2 separate regions of the Homo sapiens genome follow, and region 1 is linked to region 2. Evidence: chromatin loops called from intact Hi-C (ENCODE). Cell type or tissue: adrenal gland. All regions are shown on one strand. Each heading gives the region's core, and the rest is flanking DNA. Links, peaks and the distances in the headings are about the cores only. Region 1 overlaps ZBED6 (zinc finger BED-type containing 6). Region 2 overlaps ATP2B4 (ATPase plasma membrane Ca2+ transporting 4).

The links. Hi-C counts contacts between places; a loop is a spot of excess contacts. Peaks named below come from ENCODE experiments on the same cell type or tissue, not always from the same donor. Only the 100,000 strongest peaks of a DNase experiment are listed, where the experiment ranks them.
Region 1: a loop joins it to region 2, with 2.6 times the contacts of the local background. A loop is called at or near these places in 2 of 110 quality-filtered maps.

Annotation. Positions count from the first base shown.
Region 1 is chr1:203,850,469-203,858,156 of GRCh38, reverse strand. It overlaps ZBED6 (zinc finger BED-type containing 6), which reads right to left. Exons shown (of 17, transcript NM_001395895.1): 15 at 7,476-7,642; 16 at 7,033-7,100; 17 at 4,033-6,016. It overlaps ZC3H11A (zinc finger CCCH-type containing 11A), which reads right to left. Exons shown (of 18, transcript NM_001376342.1): 16 at 7,476-7,642; 17 at 7,033-7,100; 18 at 4,033-6,016. The coding sequence ends at 5,758. Among named protein-coding and RNA genes, the nearest start is that of SNRPE, 7.3 kb to the left of the region's middle. In adrenal gland, for the core only: no CTCF peak of the experiment used is centred there; no DNase peak of the experiment used is centred there.
Region 2 is chr1:203,723,293-203,730,980 of GRCh38, reverse strand. ATP2B4 (ATPase plasma membrane Ca2+ transporting 4) reads right to left here. Exons shown (of 21, transcript NM_001684.5): 19 at 6,993-7,100; 20 at 3,410-3,586. SNORA77 (small nucleolar RNA, H/ACA box 77) reads right to left here and starts at 1,400; the gene lies at 1,276-1,400. LINC00260 (long intergenic non-protein coding RNA 260) reads right to left here and starts at 404. Exons shown (of 1, transcript NR_046213.1): 1 at 1-404. In adrenal gland, for the core only: no CTCF peak of the experiment used is centred there; no DNase peak of the experiment used is centred there; H3K27ac peaks cover 463 bases.

The sequences.
Region 1 (7,688 bases), core at 1,913-4,412, 130 kb before region 2:
GTCTCAGCCCTCACCACACGGTTTCTCTAGAAGGGTGGTATGCTTTCTTATATGGGGGATTAGGGGTCTAGGAAACCAAGGTTGAAGCTACCAGCACTTTTTTTTTTTTTTTTTTTTTTGAGACGGAGTCTCATTCTGTCACCAGGCTGGAGTGCAGTGGCACAATCTTGGCTCACTGCAACCTCCGATTCCTGGCTTCAAGCGATTCTCCTGCCTCAGGCTCCCGAGTAGCAGGGATTACAGGCATGTGCCACCACGCCCGGCTAATTTTTGTATTTTTAGTAGAGACAGGGTTTCACCATGTTGGCCAGGATGGTCTTGATCTCCTGACCTCTTGATCCACCTGCCTTGGCCTCCCAAAGTGCTGGGATTACAGGTGTGAACCACTGCGCCCAGCTGCTCTACCAGCACTTTTAAAAGCCAAGCCTGGGCCGGGCACGGTGGCTCACTCTTGTAATCCCAGCACTTTGGGAGGCTGAGGCCAGCGGATTACCTGAGGTCAGGAGTTCAAGACCAGCCTGGCCAACATGGCGAAACCCCATCTCTACTAAAAATACAAAAATTAACTGGGTGTGGTGGCGGGCGCCTGTGATCCCAGCTACTCGGGAGGCTGAGGCAGAATTGCTTGAACCCAGGAGGCGGAGGTTGCAGTGAGTGGAGATCACGCCATTGCGCTCCAGCCTGGGTGACAGAGCAAGACTCCGTCTCAAAACAAAAAAAGACTCAAAATTAAAATTGGCAATGGATGTGAGCATCAGTTTGTAGCAAAGGATATAGGAGTGGTCTTTAAACATGAAAAGATGCCCAGCTTCACTCATAACAGAAAGGCTACATTCAGAATGTCTGTCACAAAAGAAAAAAAAGAAAGGCACACCAAACTACACTGAAGTACTATTTCTCTTATTAGATTGGAAATGAAAAAATAGTGGTACTGTAAATTATTAAGCTCTATTTCTAGGTACTTATCCTCCATACAAACTTACATGTGTGGTATAATGTAATCATCACAACATTGTTTAAAATACCAAGATGGGAAGCAACCTAAATGTCTATCAATAGGGACTATTATAAATTACTGCATCTTCATAGGGTGCAATTCTATGCAACTGTTACTAAGATTAAAGGTCTTTGTGTCCCGATATGAAACGATATCCAATATACATGATGAAAAAAAAAGCAAGGTATACTATGCTTGAGATTTACTTCAAAATAACTCAGTGGAGCCAGCAGGGCCAGATCTCAGATAAGGCAAGGCTAAGGATTGAGCATAATTGTAGGAATCACAATCACATGTGCAAATACAAGCCTTGAAAAGTGAGTGCCTCCTTAAATTGTGCCCAATACCTTGCTTGCCTCACCCTCAGCCCAGTCAAGTAGGTCAGAATAGGGGGTGATGGATAGTTGGTAAGGTAAAGAAGAGAGGATTGGCCATGAATCTGCAATTGTTGAAACTGGGTGACTATGTGGAGTTTATTATACTTTAATTCTAAATACATTTGAAATTTTCTTTAATAAAAACGGCAGGGTTCAGAATGTCATGTGTTTTACGCATGATATTGTATGGAAGTGTATTCACTTACACATGGCTAAAGTATCTCTGGAAGAATACCTGAGACACGGATAATGGAAAGTAATATGAAACATTTGTTTCCTTTTGTTATTGCAACTACTCACAATGTTCTTGTAAAACTTCATGACACACCTAAGATATCTGCAAAGTGGGCTTCAGAATCACTGGCCCAAATGAACATACCCCTGAGAAAGGAGTCTGCCAAACCTCCCAAATATTTCAGAACATTCTTCCTCTCAGCTTGAAGTTTCTTTCATCCCAACCAGAAGCTTCACAACTTGCTGAATGGCTGTGATTATTCTTTACCATGCCATAGATTCAGACTCTACAACATTTTAGCAGTTAAATCCAACCAAATCTAAATACCTTAGTAACAGACCCTCTCAGTAAATATAAATCCAAAAAAAATTTTTTTGAGATGGAGTCTTGCCCTGTTGCTCAGGCTGGAGTGCAGTGGTGATTGATCTCGGCTCACTGTAACCTCCGCCTTCCAGGTTCACACAATTCTCCTGCCTCAGCCTCCCAAGTAGCTGGGATTATAGGTGCATGCCACCCCGCCTGGCTAATTTTTTTGTACTTTCAGTAAAGATGGGGTTTTGCCATGTTGGCCAGGCTGGTCTCAAACTTCTGACCTCAGATGATCCACCCACCTCGGCCTCCCAAAGTGCTGGGATTACAGGCGTGAGCCACCGTGCCCAGCCAAAATTACTTTTTTTAAATGTAAAACTAAATTCTTGATTGCTGTTCTTATTTACGGTCATTACTTATTTTTTGCCCACTTTATTGAACAAACTTAAGAGAATGGTCAAGGATTTTAATTGTGTTCATGCCCCTTAACTAATATCTTTTTGCAAATTCAAAATAAATTGCGGTTTGGAGTCTTAATTATTAATGCAGTTAAATGTCTGGGTTGTAGGAATTTTCAGAGTTACTGAGCAGCTTCATAAAGTCATGATTTTAAAAAACACTCTTGAAAAGATCTACTAATCAAACCCAATGGCACATAATATATAAACATACTGACCCTGAAACTTCAGTGCGGGAATAGTCATCTTTAATGTACTGTATAATTTAGTGTCAAAATGAGGACGTGAATTAAAGATACACAATAAGTACTCAATAAATGTTAGCTAATTTAAGTTTTACCTATTAAGCAGTTACAACTGGAGACCATGTATTTCCTGTGCTACAGCCAAATTCAAAGCAATCAAATACTTTACAGAACTGCAGAACTGTTGGCTGGGCGTGGTGGCTCACAACCTGTAATCCCAGCACTTTGGAAGGCCGAGGAAGGCCTATCACTTGAGGTCAGGGGTTCCAGACCAGCCTGGCCAACATGGTGAAATCCTGTCTCTACTAAAAATATAAAAATTAGCCAGGTGTGGTGGTGCACCCCTGTAATCCCAACTACTGAGGAGGCTGAGGCAGGAGAATCGCTTGAAACTGGGAGGCAAGAGTTGCAGTGAGCCAAGATTGTGCCACTCTGCATTCTATCCTGGGCAACAGAGTGAGACTCTGTCTTAAAAAAAACACCCTGCAGAATTATTCTGGCAAAATAAAGCCACCATTTTAGAAAAGGATCATGGAACTCTGATCAATATATTAATAGATCAAGCTTTGTTACTGCAATTGTAATTAGTAAACATCAGTCTCATCTTTCAAATACTGATCAAGATGAAAACACACTATGTTCTAGCTTTAAAGAAGAACCACTGAGATTTAGGGTTAAGGCTAGAACTTTAGGAATTATTATCTTGAGATAAAATATATGAAACATAAAACTATCTTATTTCTGGCTATAACCAAACTGGAATATTTGGGCCCTTTTCTTACTGTTAAAATGAAAAACTATCATTCAAAACTATAGTCTTTTGCTTTTTGTGAAAAGTTGATTCAACTTGTTGGGACGACTTTTAGACTAATAGGAAAAATCTATGTTCTTTGGTAGCTAACAAACATATACTTTCCTACAATTTTAAAAATTGGCACACATATTAAGAAACCTGGACTTCTATAAATTAAATTTCTTATCTGCTGCACCTTCATGCTTGAAAATTCTAAATCGTTGACTCTAAAGATCAAGTTTATTCATTTATTTATTTTTTATCAGCCTCTTGAGCCAGAGTAGGCCCAGAGAGACTCCCTAAGATCACTTTTAAACCCTCCCTCCTTTTAAAAACTTAATGGCATTGCTTGAGTTACAACACTAAGGAGTAAGTATCCGTGTCAGAAAAAAAATCCTCACATTATAATAATATAAATTCTTACCTAAAGCATATGCAGCTAAAATTGAGCACACTTGTAAATTTGGCAATATATCCAGATGAAAGGTTTCTAAGCCAAATAATAACTGAAATTCGGGCACTTACACGAAAGGCCAATAGCATTCTGTCTGGGGTCTCTTGTCAAGATGGATCCCAGGCTGATATGATGATGTAAGATTACTTAGCTCACAACATCAAGACTTTCCTACATCAGTTTTATTTAAAACACAAACAAGTATTTCTCTTTCTGTAAGGGCAAATGGTTCAAATAATGCGGAACACGAAACATTGACTAATACAAGTGCTTTAAATATGAAACAAAATTATTTTTTAAAAAAGCAAAAGAATAAAGAATATATACAAAAGGGACCTGGAATCTGTAAGCTGATTCCAAAAACGAAATAAGTAGAAAATCCATGGTGAAACCTGAACATTCTACCTCTGCTTTGGAGAAGGGCTATCATACAACATTCAGTCAGCTGAAGATGGATTGGTAGAGGTGTGTCTATACATAAACTTCAGTCATTTTTGCTTGTGCAGAATCATCCCAATCTTCCCAAGACTGAATGGGCAGTCCTGTGGCTTTCTTCCTTTTCCATATTCCCAACAAGGCTACGTGAAGTTCAACTCTTGATGAGCCGCTTACAACAGCAGTTCCTTAGGAGCCAACATGACAGGTGGGTCAGATTTCCCTATGAGAAACAAAACTGGCCACCTACAGCAAAATATCAAAATGGGTAAGTCCTTCCTTCCTCTTCCTCCTGATTATATACAACATATCTCCTTTCAAGACTATTATTTCCATCATGCTTATTCCTTCACAAATCTAAACCTTGAGGTGATATGAAGGAAACCAACATCAAGAAAAGAAAACTCAATTCAGAAATGAAGAAAACTGGCAGGTATACAATACACCCCCAGAGCATCTCAATATCCCTGGCACAGTACAATTCAGTGTACTGCTACAGCCCATAGATAAATATTGGCAGCTTGAATAAGCTCATTTTTTCCCTCAGGTGGTTAAAGGCCACCAAACAAATACTGGGCAACAGGGGTTTGTTGGGAGAGTTAGAAATAAAAAATTAACCAAATTTTGTCCCTGTGTTAATTCAATGCCAGCAAGGAGGCAAGTACTGAAGAAGAAAAAGGACAATTTTCATACTAAAAAAGAATTCCTCTAATCATGTCACCATCTCATATAATGAATCCAGGGAATCCCAGAAATAGAAAATTAGTTTCAGGGGACCCCTGAGGCACTTTAAAGCCTTTTAAAAAATTACAGTAATAATAAATTAGATATTGCTCTTCAGAGGCTAACAGAGCAGCAGAAGCATCAAGATCAGGTCCAAAGAGTTATGCCCACATTACAGGCTTCCTGAGCTGCTCAGCCCTCTTTAAAGCTTAGTTGAATCTTTAAATACCTTTAAAAAGACATACAATTTAACACAGACTGAGTGGGTATTTTTGTTTAGTGGTAGCATAAAATTTGGTCCTTAATGGTAGCAGCTGTCTTCATCCATTTCAAACTCAGGTAATATTAAGTACATCAAGACAATACATAAAGAATACAACAAAGAAGAAAAAAGCCAAAACTGACAAACACCTCAAGGAGTCACTAAGTTCGCTTGCACCCTTTCACTTGATCTCCCTCTCAGTCTCTTTTTTGTGGAGAGAAGGGTATGACAGAACTTTTTTCTCAAAAGATGATAAACAATGGCATCAAATGGACAAAATGGTTATAAAGTAACTTTAAAAATCTGACCCCAAGGAATCCAGGACACATACAGATAATTCAGAGGTATACTTCTGATTTGGGGCAAATTCTAGACTAAAGAAATGATCATCTCAGGTAAATGTTACAATAGATGAAACTAAGTCCAGTTTTTTGGCGATTTTTTTTTTAAAGTGTCCTCACTACCACCTTCAGCTATCAATCATTTCTGATAGCTCAAGCAGAAGGTCATCTTCATCTTTCCCAGGATCCAGGTCAATCTCAGCTTCCAATTTGCCTCCTGAAATCTCCCATATTAGTTTCTCAAAATCATCCTCCACAGAGAGTGGGGGCTTTCCTGTTGAGGCAGAGCTGAGTCGGCGAGTTTTCATGCTCATTTGGGATGAGGAAGGGCCAGACACCTCCGGGGGTGAGGAATCTGAAGAGGACTGGGTTGGAGGCAGCACAAGACTGTAAGAAAAAAAAGATTATTAGAAAACTGCCGTTTTAAAAATAGTTGGCTGAATCACCTAGTCTCACGGACACAAAGTGAGCAAAAATTTGTTTTTAAGAACATACATAAAGAAATAATTCTTTTACTGATTTGGGATCAAGCTTTTTTTTTTTTTTTTTTTTTTTTTTTGAGGCAGAGTCTCCCTTTGTCACCCAGGCTGGAGTGTAGTGGTACAATCATGGCTCACTGCAGCCTCGACCTCCTGGGCTCAAGCGATCATTTTGCCTCCGCCTCCCAAGTAGCTGGGTCTACAGGTGTGTGTCACCATGTGATTTTTTTTTTATTTCTTTGATTTTTATTAGAGACAAGACCTCACTATGTTGTCCAGGCTGGTCTTGAACTCCTGAGCTCAAGTGATTCTCCAGCCCCAGTCTCCCAAAATGTTGGGATTACAGGCATAAGCCGCCTTGCCTGGCCAGCACCAAGCATTTTTATAACTCAAAGTAGGTGTTAAAGACATCTTTCAGGGGCCGGGCATGGTAGCTCATGCCTGTAATCCCAGCACTTTGGGAAGACGAGGAAGGTGGATCACTTGACGTCAGGAGTTTGAGACCACCCTGGACAATGTGGCAAAACCCTGTCACTACTAAAAATACAAAAATTAGCTAGGCCTTGTGGCAGGCACCTGTAATCCCAGCTACTTGGGAAGCTGAGGCAGGAGAATTGCTTGAACCCGGGAAGTGGAGGTTGCAGTGAGCAGAGATTGTGCCACTGCACTCCAGTCTGGGTGACACAGTGAGACGCTGCCTCAAACAAAAAAACAAAAAAACATCTTTTAGGTAATATAGCAAAATGTAAACAATGGCACCAAAGAAGAACAGCAACCCTAGATTTTCATACTTTCTTGCAATTAATTTGAAGTGCAACAGATTTATTTGAATGTTGCTAAAGTTATTTATCAGTGTTATTCTCTAGAGAGCCTAAACAGTAACAGGGGCCTGGAGTTTGTTTAGAAAGAATTACAAAGTATTACCTGTCTCTAGGATTTTCTGCTTCAGGCACAGTGACTGATTTGTCCTCAGAGACAAGCGGGACAACAGCCTACAAAAGGAAGAGTCAGGTAATTCAGTGAGAGTCAGGCTTTTTAATTTGAGCATATTCATTTTCTTTTGCTGCCTTCTTAGAATTGTGGCTATGATTCTTTAAGCCTGTGAATCTAAGAATCGATAATCTAAAGGTTGAGTATATAAATAAGCAAAATATCTTGCCACCTAAAAATTAGCTTTTAAAAAATCCTGTCCTGCTACTTCACAAATATCAAACTGTAAGTATAAAATACAGTAGTAACCCAAATTACTAAAATGCTAGGAAATGCCAGGAAGTGATATACTCAAGATAGAATGCTAGTGGAGAGTTAGTCTTTCCTGCTTTCCTACCACACAGAATAAAGCACCACAAAGTGAATATACTTCTTACCACAGCTGCCTTTTTGGCTGGGGGTTCCTGTAGGACACTGCTGGAGCTGAGTGGCTTCACAGCGGCAATGACAGCAGCGTGCATCTCCACTGCCTTACGTTTTGGGGCCAATTTGGGGGATGACACAACTTTAACCACAGATGGCTTCACGTTCACTTTGGGTTTAGCTACAAAGGGCAGAAAATATCTGATAAGCAGTGAGAATAGACTCTT
Region 2 (7,688 bases), core at 4,590-7,089:
CGTGGAGGTGGCAGGGGGTTTTGTTAGAACCCAGCTGAGGCTGAAGGGCTGATGTTGGGAGCGGACCTCAGGGATCCAGGATACACGTTAGCATCATTAGCCTCATCAGCTTCCAGAGTCAGGTGCATCCTGGATGGCGTGAATTTGGTCACTGTGGCATCTTGAACATGCCTCACTTTAGGCTTTAATGCCATTTTGGCCCAACTGCCTCATGCTCCAACAATGCGGAAAGGTAGTATACCTAAAGCTATGTAGGCAGTGAAACCAAAAAGACCTTGTAGAGAGGGGCATAGTCAAGGAAATAGAAATTGGTAGTGGAGGGCAAGGAAGACCCATAAATCTCAGCCTCCCAGGACAGAAGACTGGAAAGGAGCAAGGAGGTACTGGACTGAGGGAATCTTGGCTAGGAGAAAAGAAATCACATAGTAGAAGTGGTTGATCCTGAAGAAAAACAAAGCAAAGACAGGTTATTTTGGAAAGAGCAGACCCAAAGGAAAGCACTGGGGGCTTTAGAGATGGGAGCCAAAGGCGCCAGGTTCTATGGGTACTTGGAGTCAGCAGCCTGGAGTGTGGGGTGGGGTAGGGAGTGAGCGTGGGGATTCTGGATGCCTGGATGCCACGAGGCACTTTGTGTAGGTCCCGCTGGAAATTTTCTTTCTGAGAGGAGGAACTTGAGAGAGGGAAAAGGAACCCTAGCGTTTCCCTACCTAGCCCTTTTCCACTTTTCTTTTTCTTCTTTTTTTTTTTTTTAATTCAGCTCTTCATATAACATCCCTTGTAAAAACAAAAGAATAAAAACAAACCAAAAAAGAGGGGCAGGGTAAATTTTTTTTTAAAAAAAGGAAAGGAAAGAGAGGAAAAGGAAATAAAATAAGACGATTTATTGTTTCTCCTCAGCATCCTCCTTGGTCTCCTCCTTCACTGAGAGACCTTCAAGCTTTTCTGCCACTTTTTCGGCATGATTGTTTTTGCCTGATCCTGGCCAAGCCGTCTCCTGGAGTTTCTCTTCTTGAAACTCAATGACCAAAGGAAGCCAAGTGGATGCATCCAAGCACCACCTAGACCATGGTCAGGCTGCTCAGTGACATCTGGTCACTTGCCACCACAGCTGCAGTCCAGCCTCACAGCAGAGGGGACCAAGCCCTCTGAGAGACAAACCAAGGACCACTGTAAAGCACCTTCTGGTGAGCTCCAGGCAGTGCCCGGACTCCAATGCCTGCCCAATTGGATGTGAGGCCAGCAACACGGAGAAGTGCTCAGGGCTCCCCAGGAAGCACCTGTGTCCCCAGGGAGCTGCATCGCCCTGGATAGGTGAGGCAGCCACAGCACCCTGGAATGTTTCTCTGGCAGACAGAAAAAGCACCTGCCTGGAAGTACAGTCAGGTGCATAGTGAGTCTGCAATCCACTTTTCTTCTTCTTTTTTTTTTTTTTTTTTGAGACAGAGTCTTGCCTTGTTGCCCAGGCTGGTGTGTAATGGCGCGATCTCAGCTCACTGCAACCTCAGCCTTCCGGGTTCAAGCGATTCTCCTGCCTCAGCCTCCAGAGTAGCTGGGATTACAGGCGCCCACCACCACGTCCAGCTAATTTTTGTATTTTTGGCAGAGCCAAGGTTTCACTATGTTGGCCAGGCTGGTCTCGAACTCCTGACTTTATGATCTGCCAGCCTCGGCCTCCCAAAGTGCTGGGATTACAGGCGTGAGCCACCGCACCCGGCCTCTTTTCCACTTTTCTATTTGTTGTCTTGCCTATAGGGGATAAGTTCCTACCAGGTATATAGTTTAGAATATTCACTCCATCTATCTCTCCTATACACTAACGAGGTGGGATTGACTGGGGAACTTCTTTTCTTTCTCTTTTTTTTTTGAGACAACTCTCAATCTGTCACCCAGGCTGGAGTGCAATGGTGTGGTCTCAGCTCACTGCAACCTCCGCCTCCTGGGTTCAAGCGATTTTCCTGCCTCAGCCTCCCAAGTAGCTGGGACTACAGGCATGTGCCACCATGCCTGGCTTGTATTTTTAGTAGAGACGGGGTTTCACCTAAGGCAGGGGATCCACCTGCCTTGGCCTCCCAAAGTGCTGGATTACAGGTGAGAACCACCGCGCCCAGTCTTTTTTTTTTTGTGAGACAGAGTTTAGCTCTCGTTGGCCAGGCTGGAGTGCAATGGCGCAATCTCAGCTCACTACAACCTCTGCCTCCCGGGTTCAAGTAATTCTTCTGCCTCAGCCTCCCGAGTAGCTGGGATTACAGGCATGTGCCACTACGCCCGGCTAATTTTGGATTTTTAGTAGAGACGCGGTTTCTCCATGTTGGTCAGGCTGGTCTTGAACTCCCGACCTCAGGTGATCCACCCACCTTGGCCTCCCAAAGTGCTGGGATTACAGGCGTGAGCCACCATGCCTGGCCGACTGGGGAACTTTCTAAAACATTTGCAAGGCCAGTTTTAGACAGTGAAACTTATTTTGAAGATCTCTAGCCAATCAGCAGAGAGAAATACGCCTGTTTTCTGGAGACCACCCTTGAGATCTTGGAATTTACAGTGTTTTTGAAATGGAAAATCTCAGGATTAAAACAATAAAGCTATGGGGGGTGAGAGCAGGGGAAGACAGAATTATCAATGCTTAGATCAGCGCATTCACCCAGGAGAAAGTAGTTACAATTGATGCATGGAAAGTGGAAAAAATAAAAGTTATTGTGGGGCTATAGACAGGGGACATAAGAGCAGCAGGGGTGGCTTCTATCCCATTTCAGAAATTGCAAGAAGGGAAGAGGCTTGAAGAAATTATTGCTTCCTCCTTGTCAGGAAGCAAGTCTGAATCCTGCAAAAGATGCTCAGACATCAAGAGACTATTGTCATTTTTACACATGAAACCATCAGATTCCCCACCATGGCCTTACACTTTGAATGGGGGAGATATAACAAGGTGAGTTTCTTTTACAAAGACCCTTCCAGATAGCATCTATTCCTATAATGGCAGTGTGAGGAAGCTATATTAAGTGAATGCTGGGTATGTTGGCATATTGATATTGTCTAACTCCTTCCTTCTGAAGGGTAGGGAAAAACTGAGCATTTCCCACCCTGGGGTCAGGTCTAGTGCTTGCAAGAGACCTTATGCTGAAGCTTGCCCATTTGATAGAGGGTGGCAGGCTGGGCTTTAGGGTCAACCCAGAGCTAAAGGACTATGCTAATAGTGTCCCATGGTCTAGGTCATTTGACTCCTCTCCTCTCAGAGGACCCCACACAGATCCTTTTGCGTGTCTGTCCTGAAGCTGAGGATCTAGGGCTGCCCATCAGTAGTGAGCCTTTGGAAGGGAAGAGATGCTGGCCGACAAGAACTGCTACCCTCCCAACACCTTCCAAGATGGGAAGCTGCTTCTCCCAAGGGAAGGACAGACCACTATCAGAGTACCTGAGTCTGGATACGGTTCAGGCCCCGGAACCAGAGGATCTGGCCTCGGCGCAGCTCCATCTCAGCATGGTCAATCTCATCCAGTCCCTCGGCATCCTTGGTGATCTCCTCTTTGGTGGTGCCATGCCCAGCCTCCTTCAGGAACTTCAGGGATCGGGTAGGTATTGCGGAGATGAACTGAAAACAAGCGCAGCGAAGAGGAAGACGTCAGAATCAGCGTGAGAAGAGCTGTCAGTCAACTTACATGAGCCAGGCCCTTGGGCAGGTTACTCTTTGCCCTACCACCCTTCCCACTGGAAGAGCAGTGGGCAGAAGCACCAATCCATCCAGGCAAGCATTCTCCAAGTGCCCACCAGCGGTCAGGCTTTTAGGAAGGTTTTCTGTATTTATGGACACACACAAAAGAGAGCTTCTATTCTAGTAATTGACCAGCCATCTGCCTGGTCATATACTTCATTTTCCTCTTTCTGTCTCATTTCTTCTGTTCCATTTTGCAATCTGTCTTTTAAGGTTAACAGAACTATACAGCATGGTACGCAGTAGGAAGAAACAGAGACCAGGACCTGGGGGAAAAGAGTTTGGGGAGAAGATGGTGATATTGCCTATGTATAGGCAAGGGGTTGAGAAGGGTATTGGAAATGAATGACCCCTTTCTTAGTTGCCACATGCAAAGTAGTTTCTGTGTTACAAACTCTTGTGAAAGGATACCAAAAGTTTTCTTGGGCTTGAGGTGAGGAAGTGGATGGGACAGTCCATAGAAGAGGGGTCACATGAGTATTATCAGAAGACAAGGAGCAGTACATAGGGTTTGAAATTTGAAATAAATTTCCCGGTGAGCTCAGCACCTGTCAGTCAGTTCTTTCCGGACAAGATAAGGAGTAGCCAGGGCTCATGTGGGGAAGAGGGACTGTATGGGCAATCTGATATGGAGTCAAGGGTTTTGAAATGGGAAGAATGCCAGAGCTCTGCCTCTGAATGTGGAAAAAGCTGTTGTGATACAGAAGGAAGGCTGCTGTCTGGCAGCAAGGCCACATGGCCACATGTGAGGCAAGAGCCAGAACAGAGTTTCAAACAACAGGTTTAACAACCAAGCTTTACCAAAGCATAAAACTGCTTTAGGAACCCATTGGTAAAAAAAAAAAAAAAGAAATCTTCACCAAACAGAACAGGGTGGAGGGAATTGGGTCAGACATTAATTAGGGAGGGCTGGGTGCAGCGGTTCATGCCTGTAATCCCAGCACTTCGGGAGGCCGAGGCAGGAGGATTGCTTGAGCCCAGGACTTTGAGATCAGCCTGGCAACATAGTGAGACCCCAATCTCTTTATTTTTTGTTTTTCGACATAGAGTCTCACTCTTGTCATCCAGGCTGGAGTGCAGTGCCGTGATCTCAGCTCATTGCACTCCGCCTCCCGGGTTCAAGCAATTCTGCTTCAGCCTCCCAAGTAGCTGGGATTACAGGCATGTGTCACCATGCCCGGCCAATTTTTTTTTTTTTTTTTTGTATTTTTAGTAGAGACAGGGTTTCACCATGTTGGCCAGGCTGGTCTCGAACTCCTGACCTCAGGTGATCTGCTCGACTCAGCCTCCCAAAGTGTTGGGATTATAGGTGTGAGCCACTGCGCCTGGCCTGAGACCCCCATCTCTTAAAAAAAAAAAAAAAAAAAAAAGAAAAGAAAAGAAAAGAAAAAGAAATTATTCAGGGAGGCATCTAGGTATGAAATAAATAACTAGCAGGTTTAGGGGAGAAGGCCTGCAGCTCCAGAAATGGCTCTTTGAGGCCAGTTAGGGCAAAGTGTCCATTACCTGGGTGGCTGGACACTAAGGGATTATCTGCAGAGACCTGGGGTCTGTAAAGAGAGGTATAGCCCAGGCCAGAGCTGAGGATGAGGGAGGTTTGTAAAGTGGTATTAAGGAAGAAGTGAAACTATTAGACTTAATGATACTATTATAATCGTAATAGTTTAAAATTTGATTATTTATAAGGAATAAGACATTATTCATTACTGTATAGTAACTGATTCACTAATTAACAATGACCTTGTTTTCCTAAGCTGAAGACACTGAGACACAGATTGGTTATGTAACTTGCCCAAGATGATTCAGCTTATAAAAAGGAGAGCTGAGGCTGGGCACGGTGGCTCAGGCCTGTAATCCTAGCACTTTCGGAGGCCATGGCGGGTGGATCACCTGAGATCAGGAGTTTGAGACCAGCCTAGCCAACATGGTGAAACCCTGTCTCTACTAAAAATACAAAAAATTAGCTGGGCGCGGTGGTGGGTGCCTGTAATCCCAGCTACTTGGGAGGCTGAGGCAGGAGAATTGCTTGAACCTGGAGGGTGGAGGTTGCAGTGAGCCAAGATTGCACCATTGCACTCCAGCCTGGGCAACAAGAGCTGGGCCAGGTGCGGTGGCTCACACCTGTAATCCCAGCACTTTGGGAGGCCAAGGCAGGCAGATCACGAGGTCAGGAGTTCCAGACCAGCCTAGCCAACAAGGTGAAACTCCGTCTCTAGTAAAAATACAAAAATTAGCCAGGTGCGGTGGTGGTTGCCTGTAATCCCAGCTACTTGGGAGGCTGAGGCAGGAGAAATTGCTTGAACCCAGGAGGCAGAGTTTGCAGTGAGCCGAGATCACACAACTGCACTCCAGCCTGGGTGACAGAGCAAGACTCTGTCTCAGAAAAAAAAAAAAAAAAAAAAAAAAACAGAGAGCTGGATTCAAACCCAGGCAGTCATTCCCAGAGTCCATGCTCTGAACCACAGGCCATACTGCTACTCTAGAGATCTTGTAAATCTGAATTTATCTCAGGTAAGAGTTAAGAATTCCACCCAGATAAAGCCATGGCAAGAAAGAGAAGAGGCTGGAAACCCTGAATTATGTCAGCTCGACAGCCCATAGCCAGGTTGCTGCCTCATGAGAATAAAGACATGTGTCTTGTAAACTCTTCTACTTCTAAGACCCTTATTATATATTTTTTTTTTGTAGCAAAATTCCATTGAAAAGTTTGGTTTCTGTCTCAGAGAAGCTAAGGGATTTTTCTTTTTTTTTTCTTTTTGACACTGAGTCTTGCTCTGTCGCCCAGGCTGGAGTGCAGTGGCGCAATCTCGGCTCACTGCAAGCTCCACCTCCCAGGTTCACGCCATTCTCCTGCCTCAGCCTCCCGAGTAGCTGGGACTACAGGCACCTGCCACCATGCCCAGCTAATTTTTTGTATTTTTAGTAGAGACGGGGTTTCACCATGTTAGCCAGGACGGTCTTGATTTCCTGACCTCGTGATCTGCCTGCCTCGGCCTCCCAAAGTGCTGGGATTACAGGTGTGAGCCACTGCGCCCAGCCAAGCTAAGGGATTTTTCTACCTCCAGGCTTAGTTAGAGAAGAATTCTGAAACCTCTGAAGTGATCATTCCACCTTGAGATCCTATGAGATGGCAAGAACTTGAAAACTTGAGTGGGGGTGGGGAGGGAAGAGGAGAAGATGAAGATGAGGAGCTGGGGGGTCTCCACCGTTGCTTGTTCCATCTCATGTAGAGGAGGGGAGTTCTGCAGGCTGTGAGAATGCACCAGGAGGGTGTGCCGGTACTCACCTGGCCCCACAGAAGTTCTCCAATCCCAATGAAGAGACACCACAGCCACTGAGACAGGCTGAGGCTTGTACAACTGAAGGGTTTACCCCCAAATTCCACGATGAAAATCTAGAACAGAGAAAGGGGCAGCCCACCATCAAGGAAATGACTAACAGGCAGCTGGCCCTCCAGCCAAGGCCCCCAAAGCCACATCATCCCACTCCTCAGGATCCTTGGGTACAAGTCCCGATTTGCTTGCAGGGGAAGGGAAAAGAAGAAATCTCAAAGGGGAGACAGACAAAAACAGCCTTTAAGAGCACTCTGATGGGGAGACAGACATAGTTACTGTGACTATGATTAACAGACAATCTGGAGGAGTTAGGGGAGCTGGTGGCTTCTTGTGACTAAAGCCAGTTAGTGACAAGGAGAAGGTACAGTGATGGAGTTAGGAACTGAGGATGAGGTGGGAGGATTGCCTGAACCTGGGAGACTGAGGCTGCACTCCCCCTGGGGGAGGGGGGAAAAGAGAGAGAGAGAGAGAGGCAGAGGGAGAGAGAGAGAGAGAGAGAGAGAGAGAGAGAGAGAGAGATATCTGTCTCAAACGAAAAAAAAAAAAACAAAAAGAAAAAATGGCAGGCGTAATAACACTTTGGGAGGCGGGAGGATTGCTTGAGGCCAGGAGTTTGAGACCAGCCTGAGCAACAGAGTGAGACCCCA